2 separate regions of the Mus musculus genome follow, and region 2 is linked to region 1. A link is a loop called in an ENCODE intact Hi-C map of the cell type or tissue named here. Cell type or tissue: left cerebral cortex. All regions are shown on one strand.

Region 1 (8,000 bases):
CATGACCCACAATTCCACCTCCCACCTTCCAAGGGACATAATTAACCTTTGCTGAGAACCACTGCTGAAAGCTACTGTTTTTCAGAACTTGTAATATAGACAGAAAGACAGCAGAATACACTCTCTTAAAATATACCCTTTGGCTATGAGGATTATTTTGAGCTGAAAAATGTTTTTAAAAATCTATTAGGTCCAATAAAGTCCTGTATGGAAGGCAGCCATCTTATCACCAGGGATTGAGAGTCAAGGTGGACAGAATTGCTTAGAGAAAACCCTGGTAAGCTGGCTTTATTTTTATGGATACTTCTCAACAATTCACTAGCCTTGGTTATGTTTTCACAATTCCTACTTCTTCTCATATAACTAAATATACAATACACATTTATATAAATTACATATAATTTTTAAATATATGTATAATATTTAGATTATAGTGTAAATGAAACATACCATAAATATAAATATAATATTATATCTATATTGTAACAAATAATATATTTTAATAGGAATATTCATAATATAAATAAAACAAAATATTCAACACATAAAAATTCAAATTGCTCATCTTCTTTAGGTCTTCCCTTCCTCAGAGGTACCAATAACGTATAACATTTAAGCACATAAACACGTTCTTCTCCTTTTATTCTGTCTGTATCAATTCTATTTATAGGTGTACCCCAAAACTCTGAGTAGAAACATAAACATTTTCCTTCCTACACCCCAAAATGAACAACGGCCCTAGACAGCAGGAAGCAGCTGCTGAGACATGACACCCTTGTTCCCTTTTCACCATCAGCTTCTCCCCTCTCTTTTTCTTTCTCTCTCTCTCTTTCTCTTTTTTTTTTTTGTTATTTTGTTTTGTTTTGTTTTGCTTTGCTTTGTTTTGTTTTTTCGAGACAGGGTTTCTCTGTATAGCCCTGGCGGACCTGGAACTCACTTTGTAGAACAGGCTGGCCTCGAACTCAGAAATCTGCCTGCCACTGCCTCCCAAGTGCTGGTATTAAAGGTGTGTGCCACCACCGCCCGGCTCCCCCTCTCTTTTTCTTTCCTTCTATTTACAATAACAAGAAGGGAGGTATATTGGCATCAGGACCTCCCAACCCTATGACATCACATAGGCAACTACGCGACCTACAACATATTCCCAGCATCTACTTGGCTCACATCCCATCTTTACCTGCGTTATGTCATTTTCCATGTAAATAAGGAGAACGCCCCTCCCTCACTCTCTCTCTTCTTCTCTTTCTTCCACCACTTTCTCTCTCTCTCCCAATAAAACCTCTTCCACGTGGAACTGTCTTGGTCTAGTGTGCTGTTGAGACATGACCCGCCATTCTAACACATCAGTTTTAGTGCAACATCAGAAAAGCAGACTGGGTAGTCTTATCACTTTTGAGTATATTCTAAAGCCCTTGCATTGGGGAATCAAAAACTTCCTTCTCTTTTATTGAGCTGTATCTGAAATATTCATTGTTTTTATTTTTTGTTTTGCTTAAGAGAAAAGAGCTGTCTTTTCCACTGCATTGAGCGGAAGAGCTCTTCATTTTCTCCATTGAAAGGATTCCTTAGCATTGTCTCAAAGGACCCATTGCAACAGAGTACTTCAAGTTGACCAGTTCTCCATGTCAGATGAGAACACAGAGACTGTGAATAAACAGCCGAGGTGCGTCTTCCTTGTTAAACTCAGTGCAGAGCGTATGCAAAGGCAGTAAGTGGCTGCTTTTTATTGATGCTCTCTTTTACAACCACACAGTTTCATGTTTTAATGAGCCCAGGCTTAAGTAGTAAAGGTCTCTTCTGACGTCCAAGGCCAGCAGTGTCTCGATTTCATAATAGTCCAATTCTTATTGAGTTCAGGAAAGAAGAGAAGTCATAATAGTCATTTTAGAAACATTTGATGGAACTTCCAAGCCCTTCTAGGCACATTTACATTACCCCCATTTGCTCGGGGTGGAAAGGCAATTACTCTGTGGAGATGGTGCAGTCAAGTCTGTAAACAGTTATTACATTTCAATTAAAGCTGCATGAAACTCTACATATTTGGTTTGCAGGAAATTAATGCAAATCTTTTTTGATGTTTCAATTCGCAAGGGTGAACTATCCCACACATTTGGCTCTAGGCATAACACTCAGGCCCTTTCAAACATCAAAGACTATTTTCCCAACGTAAAACATTTGACCTGGGGTTAAATTTTCCTAAAATACCAGTCTGTACTTAAACGCCCAAGTTTTCAAGCTGTATGGAAGTTTTGCTAAAAGAAATCAACGTAAGGTAACTTTCTAGCAGGGAACACATTTTCTGTAAAGCTTTTAGTGTCCAACATGCACTGGATCTGTTCATTGCCTTGGCTGAGAATCCATAAATCATAAACAGAAACTAGATTTTTTTTTTGCTTATGAAAGATTGAGAGGAAATAAACTAACGTGCATTAAACACCTACTATATCCGCATCACTTTTCTGGAATGGTTTTATTAAATTCACCCATTAACACTGTATGTATGTATGTATGTATGTATGTATGTATGTATGTATGTATGTATGTATGTATATGAGTACACTGTGACTGTACAGATGGTTGTGAACCTTCATGTGGTTGTTGGGAATTGAATTTAGGACCTCTGCTCACTCCGGTCAACCCAGCTCACTCCAGTTGGCCTGGCCCCCTTACTCTGGTCAACTCCGCTCAGTCTGGCCCATGGATTATTTATTATTATCCATAAGTACACTGTACATTCCTCTTTATTCAGGGAAACTTCTTAAATTACACAGGTGGGTGGTGGTACCACAAATAGATGCACAACTTTCTTTTTTTTCTGAAGCCCTTGGCATGTCTATCTTCCACCAAATGAAAATATAAGGACTGTAGTTCATGTTCACAACCATCACATGGTTTTTTGTTGTTGTTGTTGTTGCTGTTTCTAGTGCTCATTCCCTTCCCTCGGACACTCTCTATAATAGCTGAGGTGGTCATCTACTCTTTGTATGAGTAACCTCCCCCACATTTCTGTTTTAGAAAAACACACAAATAACACACACACAAATGATCAAGGGACTGTTTTCAGCCTCCCTCCCCTTCTCTCAAGATGTGTTACATATGGTGGGGTGGGGGTTGGGCAGGCAGAGCAAGACTGCAGGCAGAATAGAGGACTTCACACTTCCATCGCTTCCCATGAAAAATAACATATGGGCAGAACATTTATTTGAAAGAACAGATTTGTTTCTAGTTGCTCTCCAGCAGTTGAAAGAGAAAGAAAGAAAAAGAAAGCCTTTTAACAGCCATCTGAAAATACTCCCCCAAGGAAAGAAATAGAGTTGATCTTTTTAGGGATTACAGAATTAACATGAACAACTCTGAGTCATAAGGAGTCCACGGAAATGTATTCCCGGCGCTCCTGCTGTCGTGAATCTACCTCTCCACTAGGGATGGCAACACAGTCTGTGCTCCAGCTCATGATTTGTAATTTTTGTAGAAAAGACATTTAAACATAATGCATTTTTCTTTTAGCCATTTTTCAAATGAACCCTCTATTTTATCCCTTACTCGGCTTTTTTTTTTTTTTCAACCTTCTCAACTTCCTGATACACATACTCCAAAAGTCATTCCAGAAGATGAGAAAACAAGTCCCTGACCTCCATCATTTGTATTCCAAAGGCCATTTGTTTCCCATCATGCCAGTTTTGGTTGAGATCTGGTTGAGATCTGGACTGATTCACAACTCTTGGCACTGTCAAATTCCTCAGGCCCAGAAAAAGAAAAAAAAAAAAAAAAAGACATTGCCAGGAAACAAATTAAAAAGTTCAATTTAAAATTGTATCTACCCTCCAAGCTCCTGGTTTATAAAAGTATTCACAGCTTATGTCCAGGCTAAGATTTAATTTAAACCACATGAGAATTAAGGGGGATTAGCCTCCTGGAAGCTTGCTAATTTTTAAAAACAGAAATCAAAAGGGAATGAGAAAGCCTACAGGCATATTTGAAGAATATAAATGTGAGGGGCTGGAGAAGTGGCTCAGTGGTAAAGAGCACTTTGTTGTCTTGGCTGAGGACCTGGGTTAGGCTCCCAGCATTCCCAGGGTGGCTCCCAACCAACTACCTCCCTCTTCTTACCTCTGCAGGCGTCAGGTATGCAGGTAGATGGTACATATGTGCGTGAAAAGGCGATGAGTAAAGGCTTTCATTGATGCTCCCCTTTTACAACAACGTAGTTAGTTGTTTTAATGAAACCAGGCTTAAGTAATAAATGTCTCTTCCAAGTCCAAAGGCCAGCAGTGTCTTAATTTCATGATTGTCGAGTCCTCCTGAAGTTCACAAAAGAAGAAGACACTGTTCTTGTCAGGCATTTTAGGAACATTTGATGGGACTTCCAAACCCTTCTAGGCACATTTACATTGATCCCCCATTTATGTGGAAAAAGCATCCACACATGCAAGCAAAACACTAGCACACATAAATCTTTTTAAAAGGTTTTTTTTTTTTTTTTAAAGAATGTATGTGAACTTTTCTCATATATCCAGCATAAGTGATCACAGAAATGGACCCTCCTTTTGTGGTTGCCATGGCGCTAAGAAAGATTCATCACCTCCCTGTAGCAAACTCTGATGAGACCATTCTTTCTCCCCATCAAGATTTGCACCTTTATCAACCCATGGTTGGTGGCTGTGCACGAGGTCCCACCTTACCTGGCAATTGCTCCTTTAATTAGCTGTTTAGCTGACCATCTGAAGACCTTCCTGAAGGAAGCCTTTTAAGTGAGAGCCGATCCTAGGAAAGGCAGAACGCAACTCAGACCCGAGGAGTCAGAAAACACAAATGCTCATCAGCACACAAAGTGGGCTTGGGATAAATGCAAAATTATCATCAAGTCCTGTTGTTGAGAAAAATAAAGCAATTTTTTTTGTTTTATTGATTCAAAATTGATTTTTTTCCATATAATATATTCTGATTATGGTTTTCCCTCCCTCAGCTCCTTCCAGATCTTTCCCACCTCCCCTCCTGCTCAAATCTACACTCTTTTCTCTCTCTCTCTCTTTCTCATTAGAAATCAGGCATCTAAAAAATACTCAAATACAACAAAATAAAATAAAAGGATAAAATCAAAACAAACAAACCAAAATAAGAGAAAAGAGACAAAGCCAAGAAAAGAAAAGGGGCCAAGGAAAAGGCACACAAACACACAAGGACAGAGACACATGCCTTGGCACACGGTGGATTCCAACAGAAAGACTAAGTCAGAAACCATACTTTATGTTCAGAAGACCTGTAGGGTAAAAGGGCAAAAAGGACCTTCAAAATCACTATTGGGTTTGCTTTGTGTTGACCATTAAATTGTAGTACAGAAGGAAGATGGAAAGTACATTTTTAGCATACTAATATCTTTACAGTTGGATGATTCCAGGTGGGTTTTCACAAATGCTGATAGATTCTTATGGAATTATTCTTTCATAATTTAAAAAATATATTTGTTGTTTTGTTTTTATTTTTACATTCCTCTCTCTGTGTGTCTGTCTCTCCCTCCCTCCCCCTTCCTGTCCCCCTCCCCTCCCCTTCCTCTCTCTTTCATTCTCTCTTTCTCTTTCTCTCTCTCTCTCTCTCTCTCTCTCTCTCTCTCTCTCTCTCTCCCCTCTCTCTCTCCCTCTCTCTCTCTCTCTCTCTCTCTCTCTCTCTCTCTCTCTCTCTCTCGTGTGTGTGTGTGTGTGTGTGTGTGTGTGTGTGTGTGTGTGTACACTGGCCATTTATGTCAGGAAACATCCCCAGCCTCATGTTTATCTATCTAGTAATGCATGGTCTCTCACTGAGACCCTGATGCGGCTTGCTTTGGGGACCTTCCTGTCTCAATATTTTCATGCTGGGATTCCAGAAGGGCTCAGACACATGGAGCATTTACATTGGGCAAGATCCAAACTCCAATCCTAACACAGAAGTGACAAGCCTTTTGACTCCTGAGTGAGCTTCTCAGCCCCTGAATTTCTCATTTTGATGTTGCTATTTCAGACTGCCCAGCCTTCTCATGCAGTCTCTTCTCCACACAAAGGCTAATCGTGGCTTTGACACACTGAGGTCTGCCAAAAGGAAGCTCAAAAATATATGTATGTCTGGACCCTCGATGCTCACAAAGGCTGTATCGTGTAAGTCCATGTGGATCTAGTACCCACCATATACAAACCTGAGCTGAGAAGTTACTGTTTCAAAACATTTCCTAAAACAGTAGTAACTCCTCTTTCCACTCTTTCAGAGCAAGAGCTTTGAATTGTGACCGTTCTTGATAATGAAGAAAATCTTCTTCACTCAAGTTGTATCTCTGAATCTTGACGATCTTCCTCTGTCTCTCAATTTACTAAGTAGTTCCAAATTATCGTTGAATCATATCAAGCCATGCCCAATTCTCTTGGGCTCAATCTTGTCTTATTTTTCTCTATAAAGAAATATCATGTAATATCTCTATTGAAAGCACTCTATAAACCTTCCGTGCCGTGCACACCTTTAATCCCCAGCACTTGGGAGGCAGAGGCAGGCAGATTTCTGAGTTTGAGGCCAGCCTGGTCTACAGAGTGAGTTCCAGGACAGCCAGGGCTATACAGAGAAACCCTGTCTCGAAAAACAAACAAACAAACAAACAAACAAACAAACAATAAATAAATAAATGTATAGATAAATAAATAATCATCCATACTATGAATAGGAAAAGCCACGTCCTTTGTAACTGCTTTAAAAGTTCCATGTGTGTTACACTTCTCCCTCTCTCTCTATCTCTCTCTCTTTTGGTTTTTCCAGACAGGGTTTCTCTGTATAGCCCTGGCTGTCCTGGAACTCACTTTGTAGACCAGGCTAGCCTCACTCCCGGCTTTCATTTCTCGGTCCTTTCACTCTATATTTCCAAAAATCATGAACAGTCATGGCTCAGTTTTTCTCTCTGGACACAGTGCCCTTCCTTCATTTATTCATGCAGGTATTCTCAAGTCATCCTTCATCAGCTATCATATTGATCCTTACCAGCTCACTGAAAATTTAGTCTCTCCAGTTCTTCTCAGCCCCTTCTTTACTTGACTTTATCACAGGGCATCAAATAAACTATTGAATTCCCTTACTATCTTTCACCTCTGTTAGCTTTTGTTCAGAACTAGACCATAAGCTCTGTGAAGGTGGGACTTTTGGGGAATTTACTAATCATTCTACCCAGCACCTGAAACTGGAACTGGTACAATATGATGAATATTGATGAATAAAGAATTATAAATGCTTTTTTTTGTGAAGGGTATTTCTTAGTGTGTATCTTATAACAAGATTAATAATTGAACTAAAACCTACTTAAAAGATGATATTAGTTCTACAGACTGAATTTAACCAATATAGACCAAATCTCTGTAGGGCACAATAGAAGGAATGGATAATGGCAAAGAATAATAAGCAAAGAATAGGAAAAAAGGAACACAGAATGGGCAGTAGATAAAAACTGGCTATTCCTATTGATTTGAAGGAAAATTAAAGTGATTTGCTGGCCAGAGACCTACCTTCTATCAGTAGCTCTTTCTCCTCCTTGTTCTATAGTATGTAATTGGAGTCTCTTACTTTCTCTGTAAAACGAGTCTAATAAACCCTACCTCTATAAAACTGCCTTGAGAAGATAAAATGATATATAGTGCCTATATCTTGTCTGGCATGTAGGAGGTGCAATGTAATGAAAGCTGCCCTGCTTCTCTGTCTGCACACAGGGGCTAGAAACAGATGCCCCAGCACCAAAAAGCAAAACAAACATTCAGATCTTAGCTTTCAAATGCTGTTCTCTAATAAAAAGAGCATGGCTAATTGACAAAGAGAAGAATATTTCAGGACTGGAACAGGTAAAAAATCAACTTGAATCTAGTGTATATATTACTAGAAAGTAAGGAAATGCTAACTAATGCACCATGTGTTAGAGGATGCATATCATAGATGGGACTGTGATTGTGTAGACCCAATGGAATTCTAGGAAATCTCTGCTCACTTCTATTGTGTATCAG
Region 2 (8,000 bases), 210 kb before region 1:
GCAGAGGCAGAGGCAGAGGCAGAGGCAGAGGCAGAGGCAGAGGCAGAGGCAGAGGCAGAGGCAGAGGCAGAGGCAGAGGCAGAGGCAGAGGCAGAGGCAGAGGCAGAGGCAGAGGCAGAGGCAGAGGCAGAGGCAGAGGGATCTATGTGAGTTCAAACCTGACTGGTCTACAAAGTGAGTTCAGGACAGATAGGGCTACACAGATAACCCCTCTTGAAAAACAAACAAACAAACAAACAAACAAACAAACAAACAAACAAGAAGTAAGATATACCAATGTGTAGTTGTAATTCCAGAGACAGAAAGATTCCTGGACATGACTGTCCAGTCAATTCTTACCCGTGGATGACTTTCAGATTCAATGAAAATGGCTCAGAAAAACAAGTATCTGGTATCAGGATGACATCTGACACCAACATGCAGTGCTCATACTCATACAAACCCACACAAGTTTACAAAAGCACATATACACATGTGACATGCACACGGGAAATAATGGTAATGCTATTTTCTAGTATAATATGGGCACCTACCACAATGACTGCACCCAAGACCCTTTCTGAGTTTTAGCTCCAGTTGTTACTCTAGTGGAGAAGACCAAAACCTAAGACCTACTGGTTTGGGATCTAATCACGACAGGCTTAGAATCCAAATGTGCAGACAGGAAACTGATTGGAATTGGAAAAAGGTTGTGGCAAAAAAAATAAAATTGGTAGACTTGGAGAAGCAAAGAGTCTTAAAGAAACTCTAGAAATACAATATTTTTCAATATTGCATAGTCCAAGAACAAAGAAGATAGAGAGAGGAAGGAAGAAAGGGAGGGGCAGAGGGAGATAGAGAGGGAGGGAGAGGGGGTGGGGGAGAGAGAGAGAGAGAGAAAGAGGGGAAGGAGGAGGAGCAGGAGAAGGAAGAAGAAGAAAAGGAGCAGGGTAGAGCTACAAAGTACCTAAAAATGTAAGTTTTTCTGAAAGAACACTCAACAAAAGCAAAGTACAGAGCAAGATTAATGGATTTCTTACTCATCAATACTTGCACAAAGCCTTTTACCAAGCTATGTTTCTCCTGCTATAACAGCCCACATGGGTCAACTATCATCCCCTCACCTTAGCTGTCCAAGGCTTGGGAAACACCATGGTAGAAGGAACTGAGACCAGTAGGTGCTATGAAGGTGCTAAGTAGGTTCTCTGTACAATGTGTACTACCACAAATAAAATTATATGTGTGTATGTATATAAGTATTTTACACACACACACACACACACACACACACACACACACACACACACACACACACTTTTTCCTCCTCATTTATCTCCTTTTGAGATTTCTCTTCCCCATGGTTGTAGAATAGTAGTTCTCTTTACTGCACTAAGTTTTCATACACTGAGCCCTGCTCACTCAGCTTGCTTCTGGAGCTCTTTATATGGTTTGACAGACAGAAAAGGCTTTGCCCTCAACACATCACATATATTAGTTTCCTTAATGCTCAAATGCTCTCCATGAAGTAGGCAATATTATCTCCATCTTACAGAAAAAGAAATGGGCTAACCTAGAAACAATAGAAGTGCTTTTTGAGAACCATATAGAAAGCATGAAAACATTTCAGCTTTGGCAACCCAGGACAAAGCAAGGATACCTGAGTTTGATTGACTTTCTTCTGTGATGGCAGTAATCCAGGGGACAGATGATCACTAGGGAAATCTATGCTAAATATGTCAGCAATGGGAAAATCTTGTACATTTTTCAAATCCTTGAAATGCTTGGTCAACAAAAAGCTGTAAGTGTGGAAATATTCAGGAATTGTCCAGGTCTCACATTGAAGAATAATATGATATAATGCCTAGTATACATGTTCATATTGATTTATTTTTCCCTCTCCTCCCTCTACTCCTTCCTCTTGTTCCCTTCCCTCTCTCACTCTCCTTTCTTTCTTTCACTTGTTTTTGTCTTGGGAGACAAGAGCCTTCCTGCCCAGGCTGCCTGGACCTCACTATGTGCCCAACCTGCCTTTATGTTTCTGGCAGCCTTCATGCTCTGGGTCTCTAACTTCTGGAATTACAGCAACGTGCCCCATTGCTGCTTTATTCTTCATTGATACCTATGTCACATATAAAAAAACAATAATATCCTGTTTCAGGGTGCTGGGGTGTGTGGCTGGCTGTGTATAAGTGTCCTCTTCTAGGCTTTGTTTGGTAATGAAAAATAAAACAGCATTTTATTTTTTAAAAAAAATCACCATTTGAACCACAGTAAAAGTTTAGCAGATCAGTGTTACATATGTGCTCTGTATGAACCTTACTAGGAGTCACATGACCTTGTTTTGTGGAAAGGACACAGTAATAATTTTGGCTTATCACTAGTAGTCAGAGTCAACAGAAGAAATGTCCTTGGAATGCTCACCTGTGCTCATATCTGCTGCCCCAGCCTCAGAGACAACCAAGGAAGAAGGTATTGAAAGGCTTTAAGAACCAGAGGTCAGAGAGGCACCTTGAGAAGCAGTATCTTCTGGATATAACTGGACCACTGTATTCATGAGCTCACAGAAGCCATGGTTGTCTGCATGAGACCTTCACAAGATCAAACCAGTCAGCATGGAGTAGGAGGGGTTTCATGAACCCCAGTGATAACTGAGGATATATGGACAATTGATGGTTCTTTTGGGGGAAAGATCACTTAAGGAAACAAAGTATAAACCCTAGTAGGGTGACCACACTCCAGTGGATGTCCCTATCCCTGGAATTTCATGGACAGCACAAATTGGAGCTAATGGGTAGTTTTTTTTTGGGGGGGGGCACAAAAACATGACGTTGGGGGTGGATCTGGGTAGAGTTAAGAAGAGGAGTTGGTGGTGAATATTGTTAAAGTATATTCTATGACCATTCTCAAAGAATTAATAAAAAGGCTTATACTAAAAATAGCTTATGTTTTGCCTTTCAGATGGTGGCTATCCTTGTAAAACAAAACCAGGCATGTGCAATATGGACATGAATGGGTTTGCTTATGTCTATAAAACTTTATTTATGAAAGCAGCTAATAGCTGCTCTCAGCCAGCAGGCCTCAGTGTCCTGACCATGATTCTAGATTTCATTATGAAAACATGCATAGGAACATGTTCTAACTGTCCAGGACTTACTGGTCAGGTCACAGTCCTGAAAGGTACCCATGTAGCATGGCTTCATCACTTATGTTCCTGAGAGCTAATTATTTGGCCCAGTCATAACATTTAATAACCTTCTTCTGTGACTTCTGTGTGTCCCCTGCCCCCAAATGCAGTAAGTATACTCTGGGCGGGAAACAAAAGATGCAGCTACTGTCCTGTGTTTCCCTGGAAGCCTGTGGAGTGGCATTGCTTTTGCCAGGAGTGGTCCTTCCGAGAAAGCTGTCTCTGAACAAGTTTGGGCAACAATTTCATTGAGGATGAAAGAGTTACTTCTGTCAAATTCAACACGCACTCCAGTTTCATTATTTTAGGACATAAAATTGTTTAGTGATTAACTTTGTTTATACTTGGCAAAGCATCACTTCCTTTTCTGAGGAGGAAAAGAGACAAAAAAGCTCATAAAAAATTTTTCAAAAAGCTTTCTACTTCAAACAGCTCTTACAAAACTGCATTTGGATGAGTCAAGTGTGGGGGAGTCAAAACCATATGGATTCTTCCCCTTTTAAAATAAACACTGACTTTCAAATTGAAGGAAATTTTCTTACAAAAGTAGACTTTAGCTTCCATAGACTATAAATAGTGAAAAAAAAGCAACTTCCCGAAATTTGATAGACCCAAATCACAGCTGGGTTTCTCATTCTTAATAATTGTGTTTTCACTGTATATCATTTAAAAACAAACAGCTCTAGGAGTGGCCCACATTCGGCTATTTTTAAGGGCATGGAGATTTTCATTTATCTCTCAAGTAATTTTTTCCCAAATCTTGAATTTGAGATAAGTTGCATTGTTACATTCGAAAAGACATAGGGTTAACCACTTGCCAGTCATTGTATTTCAGAGTCAGCTTGAGGTTAGTCTGGACTTCATAAGTGGATCCTGTCACAAAAGGAAGGAGGGTTCAAGGAAGGAGACAGAGACAGATAGGGAAGAAGATGAATACAGAGGAGAAGAAGGAAGTATTTGGGTGACAGCAAAAGAGGAGGAAAGAACAAAGTAAGGAGAGAAGTCAGGAAGGAAAGAGGAAGGGAGGGAAGGAAAGAAGGAGGGAGGGAGGGAGGGGAGGAAGGAAGGAATGAAGGAGATGGAAAGTGAGCTATGTCTGTAAACTTATTGTTTAAGATTGATTGATATAAGACACATTGTTTAAGATTGTTTGTGTGCATGTATGTGAACCCTGTTGAATATCTGTGTACTGCTTTTGTATAGAAGACCATGGGAGTCAGAGGAAGGCATTAAATTTCCTGGAACTGGAGATACAGGGTGTTATGAGTGACCATGTGGGTGCTAGGAACTGAACCTTGAGTCCTTAATGAAAACAGCCAGTGCTTGCTTCTAATCACTGAATGATCACCCGGTCTCTGTCTGTACATACTTCTGATACAATGATAATTCCTGGTTAGATTATCATCTATTATTACATTTTATCTACATTTTCATTAATAATCTAAGCAATAAAAAATTAGCACCCTTATTTAGGTAGATTAAGTGACCTACTTGGATGGCTATGAATATTATCATCAAATAATGCAAACAAAATTTTCATAATCTCAGTCTTTAAACAAATCAAGTCAACTAGACTTCCATTTGTTCCTTAATTCCTTTGTTAACACCAGAAATTCTAAAATACAGAGGCATTTTCTTGAAAGGACCCAGATATAGCTGTCTCTTGTGAGACTATGCCAGGGCCTAGCAAACACAGAAGGGGATGCTCACAGTCAGCTATTGGATGGATCACAGGGCCCACAATGGAGGAGCTAGAGAAAGTAACCAAGGAGCTAAAGGGATCTGCAACCCTATAGGTGGAACAACAATATGAACTAACCAGTACCCCCCCCCCCCCCGGAGCTTGTGTCTCTAGCTGCATATGTATCAAAAGATGGCCTAGTCGGCCATCAGTGGAAAGAGAGGCCCATTGGTCATGCAAACTTTATATGCCTCATTACAGGGGAACGCCAGGGCCAAGAAGTGGGAGTAGGTGGGTGGGGGAGTGGGTGGAGGAGGGTGTGGGGGACTTTTGGGATAGCATTAGAAATGTAAATGAAATAAATACCTAAAAAAAGAAAGAAAGAAAGAAAGAAAGAAAGAAAGAAAGAAAGAAAGAAAGAAAGAAAGAAAGAAAGAAAGAGAAAGAAAGGCTCCTGAAATAGAAGCTGAAAGGTACTTTATGATAGATAGTTTGTATCATGAGGCAACAGTGATCTGAAAAGGGCCAATCCGTCTCATGACTGGGGCAAGGTTTCTTAGTAAAAGGACCATGTGTTATGGTCATAGAAAACTAGAAGATATTTTCCTTAAATAAAACAGAAATGCAGCATTCTATATAAAGAATAAAGTATGTATGAAAATTTGAGAGCACGTGGAGTGTCCCTATGCAGCAGAAATATATAGAGAAGGAAATAGAGATATAATGTAAGGTCAGGGCATACAGAGATCATTGCAAGAGCTAACTCATGCTTTTTTAAAAGGTATTGTTATATGTAGTGAAAGCAACAGTTTTGAGAACTGTTTTCAGAATCAGATTGTGGGGGTGGGATTAGGAGGATGGGAGAACTTACAAAGTAAGGTACTTGGTTATGATTCTCCACTGTACACTGCAAGTAGGATTTTCTCTGTCCAATCACAGTAGAGCAGTGGGAGGCTTGTGATTGGACAGGAGAAGGGAGGCAGAGCCAGGAGTTGAATCAGAGAGATAGGTCTGAGGAGGAGAGGGAGAAAAAGAACAGAAGTGGATGCTCACAGTCAGCTATTGGATGGATCACAGGGTCCCCAATGGAGGAGCTAGAGAAAGTACCCAAGGAGCTAAAGGGATCTGCAACCCTATAGGTAGAACAACATTATGAACTAACCAGTACCCTGGAGCTCCTGTCTCCAGCTACATATGTATCAAAAGATGGCCTAGTCGGCCATCACTGGAAAGAGAGGCCCATTGGACTTGTAAACTTTATATGCCCCAGTACAGTGGGTGGGTAGGGGAGTGGGGGGGAGGGTATGGGGGACTTTTGGATAGCATTGGAAATGTAAATGAGGAAAATACCTAATAAAAAGTATAAAAAAAGAAAGAGAAGCATAAAAAAATGGAGGACGACTTGGTGTTATCAAAAGGTTAAAATAATTGCGTTAAAGCTTTATGATTATCATTTGGCTCTGAAATTATTGTATTTGCATCTTGTAAATTATGTTATTATTGATACATAAATCTGACTAGCTTATTAAGCATTAAGAGACTTGATTCTACCAGGTAATTAGGTGTTGAGATGGTTAACCAGGGGTGCATGGGGCTTTGCATGAAAGTAAGAGGAACTCAGAGACTGTCCAAGTGATGGCCTGGTGGGAGCCCTGTGGCCTAGCAGGGCTGGGGACTTGGCGGGCAAGAGACTGAGCAAGTGAGATCACCTGGTGCATGGGCTAGCTCTGGATATTTTCCACAGCATACTCACATTAGCTACAGTTGGCAGGTGCAGCTTCCACACCTCACTTGAGAATGGGCTCTGCAACCAGGTGGGGGGCAAGCATGGTCTACCCACCTAGTGCTGATTCAGAGCCTTGTACCAGCATGAGTTTTTGAATAAATGAATAAAAAGGTGCATATTATGTTGAACTCATATAAACTGATGCAACAGCAAGTCCCAAACTAAGCTAAGAATCTATAAAATTCCAAGCAATGAAAGCCAAAGAAGCAAATTAGAAAATGGGTGTGGAGCTTTCCAAGGTAATTTACACTTACCTGGGTGGAGGAGAAGGAAGAGGTCTTTGGCTGGGTCAGAGGCTGTGTGTGGAAAGCGTTTGCTCATGCTCCTTGTCTTGTCCCAACTCAGGCTGGCCCTAGAGAGCTGAAAATTCCATAAAAAATAAAAGCCTACAGATCGGAGACTTATAACAATTTTCTTTTATAAATGAACTCTTTCATTTCCCATTCCTGTGAAAGATGGACCACAGCCTCTCATTAAGGATCCTCACAAGCAACAGGAGGCAGAGGCAGGAGTGCAGCTTCTTAACTTTGATCATCGGTACTCCTTAATGGATCCTCTCTGAGCCTGTTTCTACTTTAGTAAAATAGATATAAAATAGTAATGGACAGGAATGAAATTAGTCTTATACTAACATGGTTCTTAAAGAATATTTCTTCTTTTATTTCTATTTATTTGCCCTTGAGTTAGCTACTAGGTATCAGAGTATCTTCATCTTGAAATGCCTGGAACACATTTGCACAAACAGGCAAATCAGTGGAAATCTACATTCACCTTCTCACAGTCTAATTGTCAAAGAAATGTACTTCTCACTTCTCAGAAACCTACTGAACGCTACCCAAATTAAACAGCAATCTTTCAAGAGACTCCAGCTCCATACTCACAAGATTAAAATAATAGTTAAAAAGGGTGATTTAATTCCACATGGACATAAGCCGCTTAAGGTATATAGGGTAAGAGAGTAATTTGTAGCTCCCAGCTTCAAGCAGTGTTGTTATTGGCCAAAGAGCCCAGAGGTAGTGAATTACTAATCATGGCAAGGGGGCAGAGAGGGAGGAAGAAAGCAAGGTTGATTTCTCCTATCCCCACTGAATATTTCCTAGGTTGTAGGGTAGTTAAGACTATAATACATATACATGTGCATACATGCTCACAAGGGCACACATACACACACACACACACACACACACAGACCCTCTTCCCTAGAGATCAAATGAGTATTGTATACCTTCAGACCTCACACATTTTCTAGATTCTCTTTCATTTTCCCTAATGATATTGTTGAACATCTAATCTTCTCTTGGTGTCCATTTATTGGAAATATGAAATGGTGTAACAAAAGAGTCTTATGGGAATTATCTTTTACTGTAAAG

The links. Hi-C counts contacts between places; a loop is a spot of excess contacts. Peaks named below come from ENCODE experiments on the same cell type or tissue, not always from the same donor. Only the 100,000 strongest peaks of a DNase experiment are listed, where the experiment ranks them.
Region 2: a loop joins it to region 1, with 10 times the contacts of the local background. A loop is called at or near these places in 4 of 42 quality-filtered maps.

Annotation. Positions count from the first base shown.
Region 1 is chr10:97,073,489-97,081,488 of GRCm38, reverse strand. No RefSeq gene overlaps it. Among named protein-coding and RNA genes, the nearest start is that of 4930556N09Rik, 42 kb to the right of the region's middle. In left cerebral cortex, a CTCF peak has its summit at 3,425; DNase peaks (open chromatin) are centred at 3,171 and 3,346.
Region 2 is chr10:97,278,648-97,286,647 of GRCm38, reverse strand. No RefSeq gene overlaps it. Among named protein-coding and RNA genes, the nearest start is that of Gm34044, 47 kb to the right of the region's middle. In left cerebral cortex, no CTCF peak of the experiment used is centred here; a DNase peak (open chromatin) is centred at 3,636; H3K27ac peaks cover 607 bases.